Linked DNA regions of Homo sapiens: all the other regions are linked to region 3. Evidence: chromatin contacts called from ENCODE Hi-C or POLR2A ChIA-PET data. All regions are on one chromosome and are shown on one strand. The core of a region is the stretch at or near the end of the contact, and the rest is flanking DNA. Distances in the headings are between cores, read along the strand shown.

Region 1 (3,755 bases), core at 1,238-3,737, 1.5 Mb before region 3:
ACAAATATAATCAATGAAAAAACCCTTCTGTGTAATAGCTTTTAAAATCCCGAGGATCACACTTTAGGGAAAAGCCCACTCTTTCTGGTACTCTCCTGCCCCTACCCCTAAAAAGTGCCAGGGCACAGTATTAATAAATATTAACCTAAGACCAGAAATGAACCCAGTTCTAAATGGAAACTGCTATTAGCCCTCCAAGGTGGTCAACAGCTTTGCCTCAACCTAGGCTATTCGTTGAGGAGTATTAGGTATCTTGGGTGTAGAGACAGCAGTAGCAAAATTCACTGCAAGGTGTGTTTGGATCCCAAGCACAGTCCCTGAATCCACACCACCTCCTTACCCAGTGTTATGTACAGCAACTCCTAGCAGGGAAAATAAAATGGATCCACGGATCGTCTGCTGGCACAACTGGAAAAGAGGAGAAGCTGAGAAATCGAAACAAAAAGAGTATACAGGGTAAAGGGGACAGAGCAGAGTCTTAAAAGAGCAGTGACAAGGAGCCAACCTGTGCTGGGCCGAGATGGGGAAGAGCCAGCACAGCAGAGACCAAATGAGGGAGACAGAGACTAACTCTTCAGGGAGCCCAAGAGATCCCAGCCACTTCTGAACTGTCAACTTTTAAACAGGCTCTCTAAGCAACCAGCGAAATCCTTCACGGAAGTAAAAGATACGGTAGTTTTTCAACACAAGTTAGAAAGCTGTGGCTCTATACAAAGAGGATGCCATTCAAGAGACTTGCCACCAGAGGTCCAGGAGAGCACACCCCTGTCCACTCAGCTCAAATCCAGGGTGCCAGAAGTCACAGCTACTACTTACTTTTTTGGATGGTGAGAGATCTTCACAGGGTAGGCATCATGGACATGGCTGAAGTCCAAAAGACAAAAAGATTCTGAGTTCTCTTCTGTCCTGTCTCAGGTTGAGGTTGGCTATTGATTGACTGTGTTGACTCCACCAGTCCTGACTTATTAGAAAAGAAAAGGGAGATGGATCCGGTGTCCAAAAAAAAAAAACACTGGTGTACAAAACATGTCTAATCAGGTTTCAAGCCAAACAAACTCATCCCTGAGGGAAGCTTACTCATTGAGGTATTGGGGAGTTGCGCTGGCATGTGAGGAAGTGCCCTGGGGAAAAAAACGCAGAGGTGTGGGACCAATCCTGACTGTGCACACGTATTCCGCCATGTGCGGGTTTGAGGCACCACGGAGGTCCCTGCAGGAGCCCTGGGAAAGGTACATCCAGAGAGGGGAGAAGAGGACAGAGCAAAACTAGGAACAAAACTGGGCTTGAGGACTGTGGAACAGCTGACTATTGAGGAACAGAAGAACTGACTGAAAGCCAATGTGTTCAGCTACTGTAAAGTATCTCACTTAATTCTCTATTCTGTGGGACAGAGGGCTGGAATACTTGAAGATTTGTCTAAGCTGGGATCTGAAATATTAGCTCCCTTTGACTCCAAAGCTCCTGGAGTGCAGCAGCGCGATCTCGGCTCAACCTCCGCCTCCCGGGTTCAAGCGATTCTCCTGCCTCAGCCTCCTGAGTAGATGGGATTACAGGCGTGTGCCAGCAAGCCCGGCTAGTTTTTGGTTTTAGCACAGACGGGGTTTCACCATGTTGGCCAGGCTGGTCTCCAACTCCTGACCTCAGGTGATCCGCCCGCCTCAGCCTCCCAAAGTGCTGGGATTACAGGTGTGATCCACTGCGACCGGCCTCCTTCCTTTTTTAACTACATTGAGCTGCCTTCCTCCCCCAAGCCCCAAACCTTGGGACACCAGAGGCGGATAACCAGAGCCCTTTTCTGGGTAGAAAAGAGATAACCAGAGCCCTTTTCTGGGTAGAAGAGAGAGAGATGATTGAGAATTTAAAGAGGGCAATGAAGGATTACGAGAGGGGGTAACGGGCAGTTCTGCCTTCGTGCGTCTTAACAGCTATTTATTCAACATTTTCTGTGTGCCTTCTCTGTGTGTGTCAGGCGCCACGTTAGAAATGGATAAGAAACAGTCCTGCCCTCCAGGGCCTTACAGTCCGGTGAGAAGTCATATAAGTAAACAGGGCTGAACGAGAAGGCAGTAACTGCCCAAAGTGGGGATGGCAGGGCGCTCCCGCGGTGAACGTGGACACCTATCAGGTGCTGAGTAAATGCTGGCAAAATGAAGACAGGATGAAAAATAGAGAAGGGGCAGGGGTAGAACATGGCCGTGAAGGGTGGAAAGGCGGGGGCGATGAGAAGCTACAGGGGACCCCACCGACCAGTCCCAGGTCCCGTGGCCCGCCCCCTCCTCTCAGGGCCGGGGAGGGCCCGGCGGCGAGGCCGGAGAGTGGGGACCCCGCTTGACTGCATCCCAGACCCCCGTGGCCCCAGAATCCCGTCGGCCCACGCCGAGCTGCTCAGGACTCGCCGGGCCGGGCCGGGCCAGTCCCCGCCACCCCGGCTTGCTCGCCCTCTCACCTTCACCTTCCCGGCCTCGCGGCGGCCATCACACTCACTACGTCACCAGCGAGCGCCACCCCAGGGGGAGGCGGGAGGAGGGAAGTGGATAAGCGCGTCACCAGTCGCCTCAGATTGCCCCTCGACCCGGGTGAGCTGGTGGACCCTGAGCCCAGCCGGCTCGCCCCGCCTACTCCTTACGCCTCTGCTGCCCCGCGACTCGGCGCTTCGAGCGGCGTCTCAGCGCGCCACTCCTCCGCGCGCCACTCCTCCGCCGGCGCGTCCCAAGCGGACGACGCAGAGGCTCGGACTCCCACTGCATCATGGGGGCTGTAGTTCCGGTGGGCGTCGGCCGGAGCTGGGGGGGCGGGGCAAAGCGGGGCGGAGCCTCAAGCTGTCAAGGGGCGAAAAACCAAGGGCGTGGAGTAGAGGTTCCCGCTTTTTCGCCGGTTGTCCTAGAGCCTGACCCTGGGGCCTCTGCCAGCTCTGGAATCCAGATTTGCATTCTGTAATCTTAGAGGAGTGTTCTCTAGAGGGCCAGGCCTAGGGTGAAGTGACTCATCGGGCAGACAGAAGCGAGCATGGGCCTGCTGCCCTTCAGTCGCCTTTGAGGAAAGAAGAGCAGCAACAACGGCGAATCAATGCCAGTGACTGAACTGCGTCTCTAACATCCACCGCTGTATTTAACGTCCACAGCAGTCCCAGGAGAGGGAGAGGAGAGGTTACCCAAGCTCACATGGTTACCCAGATCACCGGGCCCCAGTGATGCGGCAGACACTACTAGGAAACCGCAGCAAACAGATCCCTTGCAGGACTTGGCCTCCGCAGAGAAGGCTCCAAGCCTGAGCGCGCCAGAACAGTAGGCACTAGCCACGTGTGGCTCTCGAGTCCTGAGCCAGTGCAAACGGAGATGCGCTATAAGACTTAGGACAAAAAAGGCTGTTAAACTATCTCAATTTTTAGGAAAAAAAAATATCGACCGGGCGCGGTGGCTCAAGCCTGTAATTCCAGCATTTTAGGAGGGCGAGGCGGGTGCATCGGGAGTTCAAGACCAGCCTGGCCAACATGGTGAAACCCCGTCTGTACTAAAAATACAAAAATTAGCCAGGCATGATAGTGCACTCGGGAGGAAGAGGCAGGAGAATCGCTTGAACACGGGCGGTGGAGGTTGCAGTGAGCCGAGATCATGCCACTGCACTCCAGCCTGGGCAACAGAGACTCCGTCTCAAAAAAGAAAAAAAAAATCTATCTTTGAGCCAGAGTCTCACTCTCACTCAAGCTGGAGTGCAGTGGTGCAATCACGGCTCACTGCAGCCTCGAACTCCTGGGC
Region 2 (3,993 bases), core at 949-3,448, 1.6 Mb after region 3:
CTTTCACAAAGATCCCTTTCTCAAGCTGACCAGTGATTTTTACACACGTATCACAGGGAGAATCAGTAATCCAAGCGAGTTACAGGTCGTAGCAGATTCACTCTCCCTTGATCCCGGCCACCTGCAGACACCATGCATGTGTTACCTACAGTGCTTCAAGGTGTGGTATTCTGATAGCTTTGGACAGTTATTCCCCACCTGCCCACCACCAATAAAACTTCTCAACAAGCTTACAGCAAGTGAGAAATAATAACTAAATGCAATGCCGTTGTGCTGACTACAAGCAAATGTGAACCCCACAGCCTGCTAACAAAGCCTAAGGAGCTATGGAAACAGGGAGGGCATTTGGCAGCCTGTGAATTTTGAAAAAGATTTCAGGACATCTCTAGTAATCATTAACATTTTAGCTACAATGTGAGGTCGAAGTGCTGGCTCAGAATGTGGCGCTGCAGCCTCCAAGAATCTTGCAACGGCAGCAGTCCGGGATCATGTTCGGCCTCTGATTTCCTGCTAGATTTACTGGTTCTGGCCACAGCAGAGTATCTTTATCTCTCTAACCATTTTTATGTAAAATAAGATTGTTTGGAGCCCTTTCAGGGCCACGCCTTAGAATTGCTCTGAGAGTACCAAGTGCCTGATTTCTTAGAGTCCTTACCAGTAGGAGATGTTGGCTGTTGATTTAGCTGCTGAGTCATGGGGCTGGGGATAGTGGTTTTCAGTAGCCAAAAACGTTAGTGTGTTGCTGGTGAAATCACAAACTCTGCTTGCAAAATTTTACTCTTTTTTTTTTTCTTTTTGCTGAATTTAATCCTAAAGTTCTTGCTTCTTACTCACTGGAAAGCAAATACTATGGTCTCAATAGGCCTTAATTTTTAACCAACGCCATGGAAACCTGTCTGTAGCTAAGAGGATAAAAATGCTAGGGGTTAAGGAAGAAAAGCAGGTTTTGCAGCTGACCAGAAGAAATAATTAAATTCAAGTACATATTTGAACACCTCTTTACAAGGAAATGAGGAAAATCAGATGTTTTAGTTCTCTTACAGACCAGCAGTAATGTTGAAAAATATAAAAGTAGCCGTAACAGAAAACGAAGTGATCATCTCAGCCCTCCCTTGGAGTGGGGGGATATATTGCGGAGCTGAGTTTTAATGGCTATCAGTTCTTGATCAGAAAAGTGAAATCACTCCAACTCCTTCCGTATTCCACGGAATATGACCCGTCTTGAACTTTGAGAAATTCCCCGGGTCTGTGTGAAATTCCAGTTCCAAATAATTCACATGAATGGTTCACAAGAATCCAGGTAGGTTTGATCTAGTTCCCTAGATGGGAATGAGAGGGATGTAAAATTTGAGAGGCAACATGACATGGACTAGAGAGAGAATGAATTAACACTGGGGAAGCACGTGGGGGCGCGCCGGACACCTAGAAGGCACTCAAAAAGTATGAGGTAGAATTAAAGGAAAGTGAACCTTCCTTTGGCTGTCTCGGCCTGATTCTCACCGCAGCAAGGAGAAAGGGACAGGGTCACCTTGGCGGGTGCCAGGCGGAGCCCGGCCAGACGGGCGCGGCTGGAGGGCAGCGCGCAGGCGCAGGCGGCGCACGTGGCCCCGGACACGCAGCGCTGCGGCGGGGCCAGCGCCCCAACCCCGGAGTGGGGCCGAGGCGCGCAGCCTCTCAACGACTCGACGCCAACGGGGTCTCTCGGATCGCGGCGCGAGGCAGGAGGGGCGGGGCAGGAGGGCCGCGGCAGGCCCGGGCCGCCAAAGTTGTCAGCAAGGTCGAGGGCCGGACGTGGGGCCCCAGAGCGACGCTGAGTGCGTGCGGGACTCGGAGTACGTGACGGAGCCCCGAGCTCTCATGCCCGCCACGCCGCCCCGGGCCATCCCCCGGAGCCCCGGCTCCGCACACCCCAGTTCGGCTCACCGGTCCTATCTGGGGCCAGAGTTTCGCCCGCACCACTACAGGGCCGCTGGGGAGTCGGGGCCCCCCAGATCTGCCCGCCTCAAGTCCGCGGGACGTCACCCCCCTTTCCACGCTACTGCAGCCGTCGCAGTCCCACCCCTTTCCGGGAGGTGAGGGAATGAGTGACGGCTCTCCCGACGAATGGCGAGGCGGAGCTGAGGGGGCGTGCCCCGGAGGCGGGAAGTGGGTGGGGCTCGCCTTAGCTAGGCAGGAAGTCGGCGCGGGCGGCGCGGACAGTATCTGTGGGTACCCGGAGCACGGAGATCTCGCCGGCTTTACGTTCACCTCGGTGTCTGCAGCACCCTCCGCTTCCTCTCCTAGGCGACGAGACCCAGTGGCTAGGTAATGATTGGGGAAGGGCTGAGCAACGGGCAGGCGGCGCAGGGCTTTTCTGGGCTTGTGGGGCTCTTTTCCCTCCGAGGGAGGCGGCGCGCCCGCAGGCCCAGCGTGGCGGGGTCGGGGGCACGTGCAAGCCGCCTCCCTGGGTGGGAACTGGCGCCCCCGCTCACCCCGAGGCCCGGGGCGGGGGCGCAATGCCAGGCGCACGTGCTGGGCCCCCGATTTCTTTGGAGGGGAAAGTGCAGATCAACACGTGATTACCGACTGCGGGGCCGAGTCACTGTCAGGGAAGGTCGGGAGCTGCACACGCGAGCTGCTTAGCACAGCGGGAGTTGGGAGTGGAAGTTGCTTTTCCATCGTAGCCAAGTGTAAGGTTTTTGGGATAGACGCAGACTTAGCGGCGGTGGCCACTCAGGCCAGGCCCTTCCTAAAATGGAGGAGGGCGGCGATAGTGGAGATGGCCACGAGGCTGCGGCCCCCTCCCCCACCGGTAGCCCCCGCCTCTCGCCCGCGCTCGCGGCCCGCGCTTCTGCCTAGTAAGCGGTGACTCATTTAACTCCGAGAAGGCACCTCTTGAGGAACCTACAGCAGAGCCGTTAGATCATTGGCAAGTCCTCCAGGCGACCTCGCCCAAGTTGGGCAAGAGCGGCTCCCCGGCTGGCCACCAAAAATCGGGCCTGATCTGATTTGGTTTTTTTTTTTTTTTGAGTTTTGCTATTGTTGCCCAGGCTGGAGTGCAATTGCGCGATCTCGGATCTCGGTTCACCGCAACCTCGGCCTCCTGGGTTCAAGCGATTCTCCTACCTCAGCCTCCCGAGTAGCTGGGATTACAGGCATGCGCCACCACGCCCGGCTAATTTTGTTTTTTTTTTGTTGTTGTTGTTGTTTTAGTAGAGGCGGTGTTTCACCATGTTGGCCAGGCTGGTCTTGAGCTCCCGACCTCAGGTGATCCGCCCGCCTCGGCCTCCCAAAGTGCTGGGATTACAGGCGTGAGCCACCGCGCTAGGCCAAGAAGGATGTATTTTAAGAAAGCTTCCTGTTCAATGTTCCCCTGCTCTGTGCGCTTCTCTGGGCGGTAGGGTCCATTGCTTCACTTGCCTTTCAGGCCCACCCGGGCCCTGACTGCTCCATTCATTTACCGTGTCCCTAATTCGGGGTTCCATCCAGGCAGCTAAAAAAGCTGTGAATGGTCCGGGCGCGGTGGCTCACGCCTGTAATCCGAGCACTTTGGGATGCCGAGGTGGGCCTCCTCAGGATCACCTGAGGTCGGGAGTTAGAGACCAGCCTGACCAACGTGGTGAAACCCCGTCTCTACTGAAAATACAAAAATCGACCAGGCGCGGTGGCTCACGCCTGTAATCCTAGCACTTTGGGAGGCCGAGGTGGGTGGCTCACGAGGTCAGGAGATCGAGACCATCCTACTCTACTAAACCCCATCTCTACTAAAAATACAAAAAATTAGCCGGGTGTGGTGGTGGGCGCCTGTAGTCCCAGCTACTCTGGAGGCGGAGCCTGCAGTGAGTCGAGATCGTGTCACTGCACTCTAGCCTGGGCGAAAGAGCGCGACTCCGTCTCAAAAAAAAAAAAAAATCACCTGGGCGTAATGGCAGGCGCCTGTAATCCCACCTACTCGGGAGGCTGAGACAGGAGGCTGAGGTTGCAGTGAGCCAAAATGGCGCCATTGCACTCCAG
Region 3 (3,991 bases), core at 1,159-3,658:
TGGGCGAGGTTTCTCCCAGGCGCCCTCGCTCTCGCCCTCCCGCCCAGACTAAGGTAGCCGGAACAGAGCCTGTCGATGTAGGGGACTGGGGCAGAGGGGTGGAGCCCGGGTGTCCGGGTCACCTTGCATAGTTTCCGTTAAGACTCTGCTTTCCAGGAAGATCCCAAGTCTATATCTTCTTTGCGTTGTTATATGTGTATTATTCTGGTTTTGCTTTTTTTTTTTGAGACGGAGTTTCGCACTTGTTGCCTAGGCTGGAGTGCAATGGCGCGATATCGGCTCACCGCAACCTCAGCCTCCCGGTTTCAAGTGATTCTCCTGCCTCAGCCTCCCGAGTAGCTGGGATTGCAGGCATGCGCCACCATGCCCGGCTAACATTGTATTTTTAGTAGAGATGGAGTTTCTCCATGTTGGTCAGGCTGCTCTCGAACTCCCGACCTCAGGTGATCTGCCCGCCTCGGCCTCCCAAAGTGTTGGGATTACAGAAGTGAGCCACAGCGCCCGGCCCATATTATTCTTATTGAGTTAATCTCTGCCCATCCCCACAGTGCCATGGGCACATTTAGGGACTTGCCAATGGATGAATGCGAAGAAACTTGGAAATTAATTTTTAGACATCAGTTCAGTTCCATTCATTGAGTGCCTACTATATGCTAGGGACTTTGGTAGGCCTTGAAATAAAAACATTCAAGACTCAATCCCTACTCCCACGCCCAGGCCAAACACACTTACAATTACAGTATTATGGGGATAGGACTCGGATAAGTGTGCAGGTCTATTGGGAGAACATAAAAGGGGGCATTTTGAAGAGAAGAGGCTTCTACAAAACGTCATTATTTTACACTGGTTGAATTGTTAGATTTTTTTAATTGTTAGATTTTAAATTAAATATTGGACGGGAGCAGTGGCTCACACCTGTAATCCCAACACTTTAGGAGGCCAAGGCAGGAGGATCCCTTGAGCCCAGGAGGTTGAGGCTGCAGTGAACTATGATTATGCCACTGCACTCCAGCCTGGGCGACAGAGCGAGACCTTGTCTAAAAATAAGATAAGAAAATAAAAAATGAAATTATATGAAAAAGGATACATACATTAGAGTTAACCGCCAGCTCCTATTATAGTTGTGTTTTGATCAATATAGACTGCTTAAAAGGGATGACTTAATGAATAATTCCTCCTACTAAACGCTGTTTTAAATGTCTAAACTTTTCTTGAGATAATATCCAATTTCCTCTCCCACGTTTTTTTTGTTTGTTTTTGCTTTTGTTTTTGTTTTTGCTTGAGACGAAGTCTTGCTCCTGACGCCCAGGCTGGAGTGCAATGGTGCGATCTGGGCCGACTGCAACCTCCGCCTCCCGGGTTCAAGCGATTCACCTGCCTCAGCCTCCCAAGAGCTGGGACTACAGGCGTGCGCCATCACGCCCGGCTAATTTTTGTATTTTTAGTAGAGATAGGGTTTCACCATGCTGGCCAGGCTGGTCTCAAACTACTGACCTCAGATCATCTGTCCGCCTCGGCCTCCTAAAGTGCTGAGATTACAGGGGTGAGCCACCGCCCCCGGGGCCCTTGCCCACGTTTTTATAAACAAAATATGAGGTGGGAGGATTGCTTGAGCCCAGGAGATCAAAACTGCAGTGAGCCATCATCGCGCCACTGCACTCCAGCCTGGGAGACAGAGCGAAACGCTGTCTCAAAAAAAGAAAAAAGAAACAAGGAAGGAAAGTGTCCCCCGAATGAATAAATATGAGCAGATAATTACTTCTAGTTTACATAAAATGCCCTCTTTTAAGAGAGGAACTTTTTGATCATTTTTATTACTATTCTTTTAATCTTAGATGTTTATTTTTCAGGAGGAAAAAAACAAACTTTTCCATAGTAGCAGTATTAAAACAAAGATGAATATGTTGTCAAGAGGCATCTGAACAATCTCCAACAGTGCCGAGTCGCATTTCCCCTTTCCTCTCCGATGCATTTGAGACTTTAATGCTTACTATATTTATTTAAGCGTTTTGTTCTGAGACCCCAAACTAATTTGCACAGTTGAAGCAGGAAATAGAATGGGTGGAAACATGCGGGTGTCTGTATTAGCATTATGCATCTCATATGCGAATAGGAATGCTCTAAAAATTCAATACAGTATACATGCGTGTGCATCGTCATGCAAAATAAGTCTCTATTGGCCTTATATTTGAACGCGCGAATGCAGCTCCTAAAAGTTAAAAACAACTCCTAGGCTGAATCGCGCGATAGAACGAAAGCGGCTTTAAACCCAGAGACTACAGTTTCCGGCATGCTTCGACGCCACACGTGATTAGCGGCAACTAGAACTACATTTCCCGGCGTGCCCTGGTCTCACGTGTGATTTGCTGCGGAACGAACTACATCTCCCGGCAGGCTGCGGAAGGGGGTCGAGTAGAAGGACCGCCGCTCCGGCCTCCCGCGACTTCTCGAAGGTGGGCAGGTCCCACCTTGTGGAGGATGGAGGTGACCGGGGACGCCGGGGTACCAGAATCTGGCGAGATCCGGACTCTAAAGCCGTGTCTGCTGCGCCGCAACTACAGCCGCGAACAGCACGGCGTGGCCGCCTCCTGCCTCGAAGACCTGAGGAGCAAGGGTTGGCTCGGGACCCCGGGCGAGGGTGTGGGGGAGCCAGGGCCGGGTGAGGACGTCCGGCGGGGGCGAGGCGGGGTCAGGAGAGGCGACTTGGGGATTCTTGTATCTCGGGTGGAGGCTTGGGACAGAAACGGTCCGAGTGGGCATAGCGATTTACAGATTTAAGGCGCTTGAGCGTAATTAATCTCGTGTGAGACTCCACGGTGGTGGGAAGACAGCCAGGAAGCAATGTGCAAATTAAGCCAGACTCGGCTTAGGTCTCTTGCCTGAAATCACTTCGATGTTGGACCAAACGGACCCCACTGGGTTCCTGCCACTCCGCCACACTCAGATGGTACAAGAACCCCCAGCTGAGCCCACGGCGGTGTGGGGAGGGGTTTCCACCGTCCGCTCTGGCAGGAACCTATGCAGGAAAGAGGGAGCTGCTACTGACCATTTCTGGAGGTCCAGACAAGGAACGTGAGTTGTAAGTGACGGAGCCGACGGAAGTTCCGAGCCCGGCCCCATACCTTTACCAGCTGCTTGGCCTTGCACTTAACCAGCTCTCAACCCTCAGTTTTCTCATCAGCAAATTGGGTATAATATTTATAGCCCTGCTTCAAAGGGTTGTTGGTTCTCTCAAATAAGATGATATATTTAAGTGACTTACAAGTCTTATTAGCCAGTAGCAACAAATCGCTTACCCAAAGAAGTTTTACAGGTTACATGTGTGAGCCAGCCCCAGGCATGTAGTCACAGTGTGTGTCAGAGGGCACAGTTGCTTCCTCTCAGTCACCAACAGAAATCATATGGAAATTTTCAGAGACCCATGAACAGCCAAAGCATTATAAATGCTTTGGTAACATGGATTTTGCATATAAGCATTTATGTATTTTTTTTCCTGACATTAGATTACTTTACTTCTAATTCCCCTTCAGTGCCGTGGCTGGATGTGCGTGGCACAGAGGCTGGTGTTCTCTGCAGTCCAGCGCATACATGCCTTGCTGTTCTATTGGGTGGTAGACAACACCGCTGAAGGATATTTGTAGTCTCTTGGCTATTTCTGATCACTCCAGTCCCGTTAGTATTTGAAGCATTGCTATCACTAAATGGAATAGTACAGACCTGTCCTGGAGAAAGCCTCTCCGCCAATGATAATGATATGAAAAGCTACTGATAGAAGCTTCCACTTCTTTTATACTTTCCCATAGGTTAGAAAAGAAGCTGCTAAGGAAGATACTGTAAAGAACAAAAAGCATTTTCTTTTTTTTTTTTTTTTTTTGAGACGGAGTGTCACTCTGTCACCCAGGCTGGAGTGCAGTGGCGCTATCTCGGCTCACTGCAAGCTCCGCCTCCCGGGTTCACTCCATTCTCCTGCTTCAGCCTCCCGAGTAGCTGG

Evidence for each region. Hi-C counts contacts between places; a loop is a spot of excess contacts on that map. ChIA-PET counts read pairs that join two places held with the same protein, here RNA polymerase II (POLR2A). Pooled maps may share reads with other maps.
Region 1: a map of CD8-positive, alpha-beta T cell shows a loop between it and region 3 (17-fold over the local background). The contact joins the promoter of MFN2 here to the promoter of DFFA in region 3. A Hi-C loop is called at or near these places in 1 of 168 maps with a recorded cell type or tissue (CD8-positive, alpha-beta T cell) and 11 of 50 pooled maps. POLR2A ChIA-PET finds 5 or more read pairs at or near these places in 1 of 52 experiments (IMR-90).
Region 2: a loop to region 3 is called in a map with no recorded cell type, with 16 times the contacts of the local background. The contact joins the promoter of ENO1 here to the promoter of DFFA in region 3. A Hi-C loop is called at or near these places in 1 of 37 single-sample maps with no recorded cell type and 7 of 50 pooled maps. POLR2A ChIA-PET finds 5 or more read pairs at or near these places in 1 of 52 experiments (activated B cell).

Annotation. Positions count from the first base shown.
Region 1 is chr1:11,979,176-11,982,930 of GRCh38, reverse strand. It overlaps MFN2 (mitofusin 2), which reads right to left and starts at 2,487. Exons shown (of 19, transcript NM_014874.4): 1 at 2,447-2,487; 2 at 817-961. RefSeq lists an enhancer at 646-745 and silencers at 2,202-2,441, 2,612-2,871.
Region 2 is chr1:8,876,891-8,880,883 of GRCh38, reverse strand. It overlaps ENO1 (enolase 1), which reads left to right and starts at 2,198. Exons shown (of 12, transcript NM_001428.5): 1 at 2,198-2,304. ENO1-AS1 (ENO1 antisense RNA 1) reads right to left here and starts at 2,049. Exons shown (of 2, transcript NR_038351.1): 1 at 1,924-2,049; 2 at 999-1,319. RefSeq lists silencers at 1,475-1,724, 2,445-2,494, 2,705-2,824 and enhancers at 1,583-2,174, 2,175-2,768, 2,769-3,361.
Region 3 is chr1:10,470,946-10,474,936 of GRCh38, reverse strand. It overlaps DFFA (DNA fragmentation factor subunit alpha), which reads left to right and starts at 2,408. Exons shown (of 6, transcript NM_004401.3): 1 at 2,408-2,614. The coding sequence starts at 2,479. RefSeq lists enhancers at 1-90, 1-878, 2,840-2,939.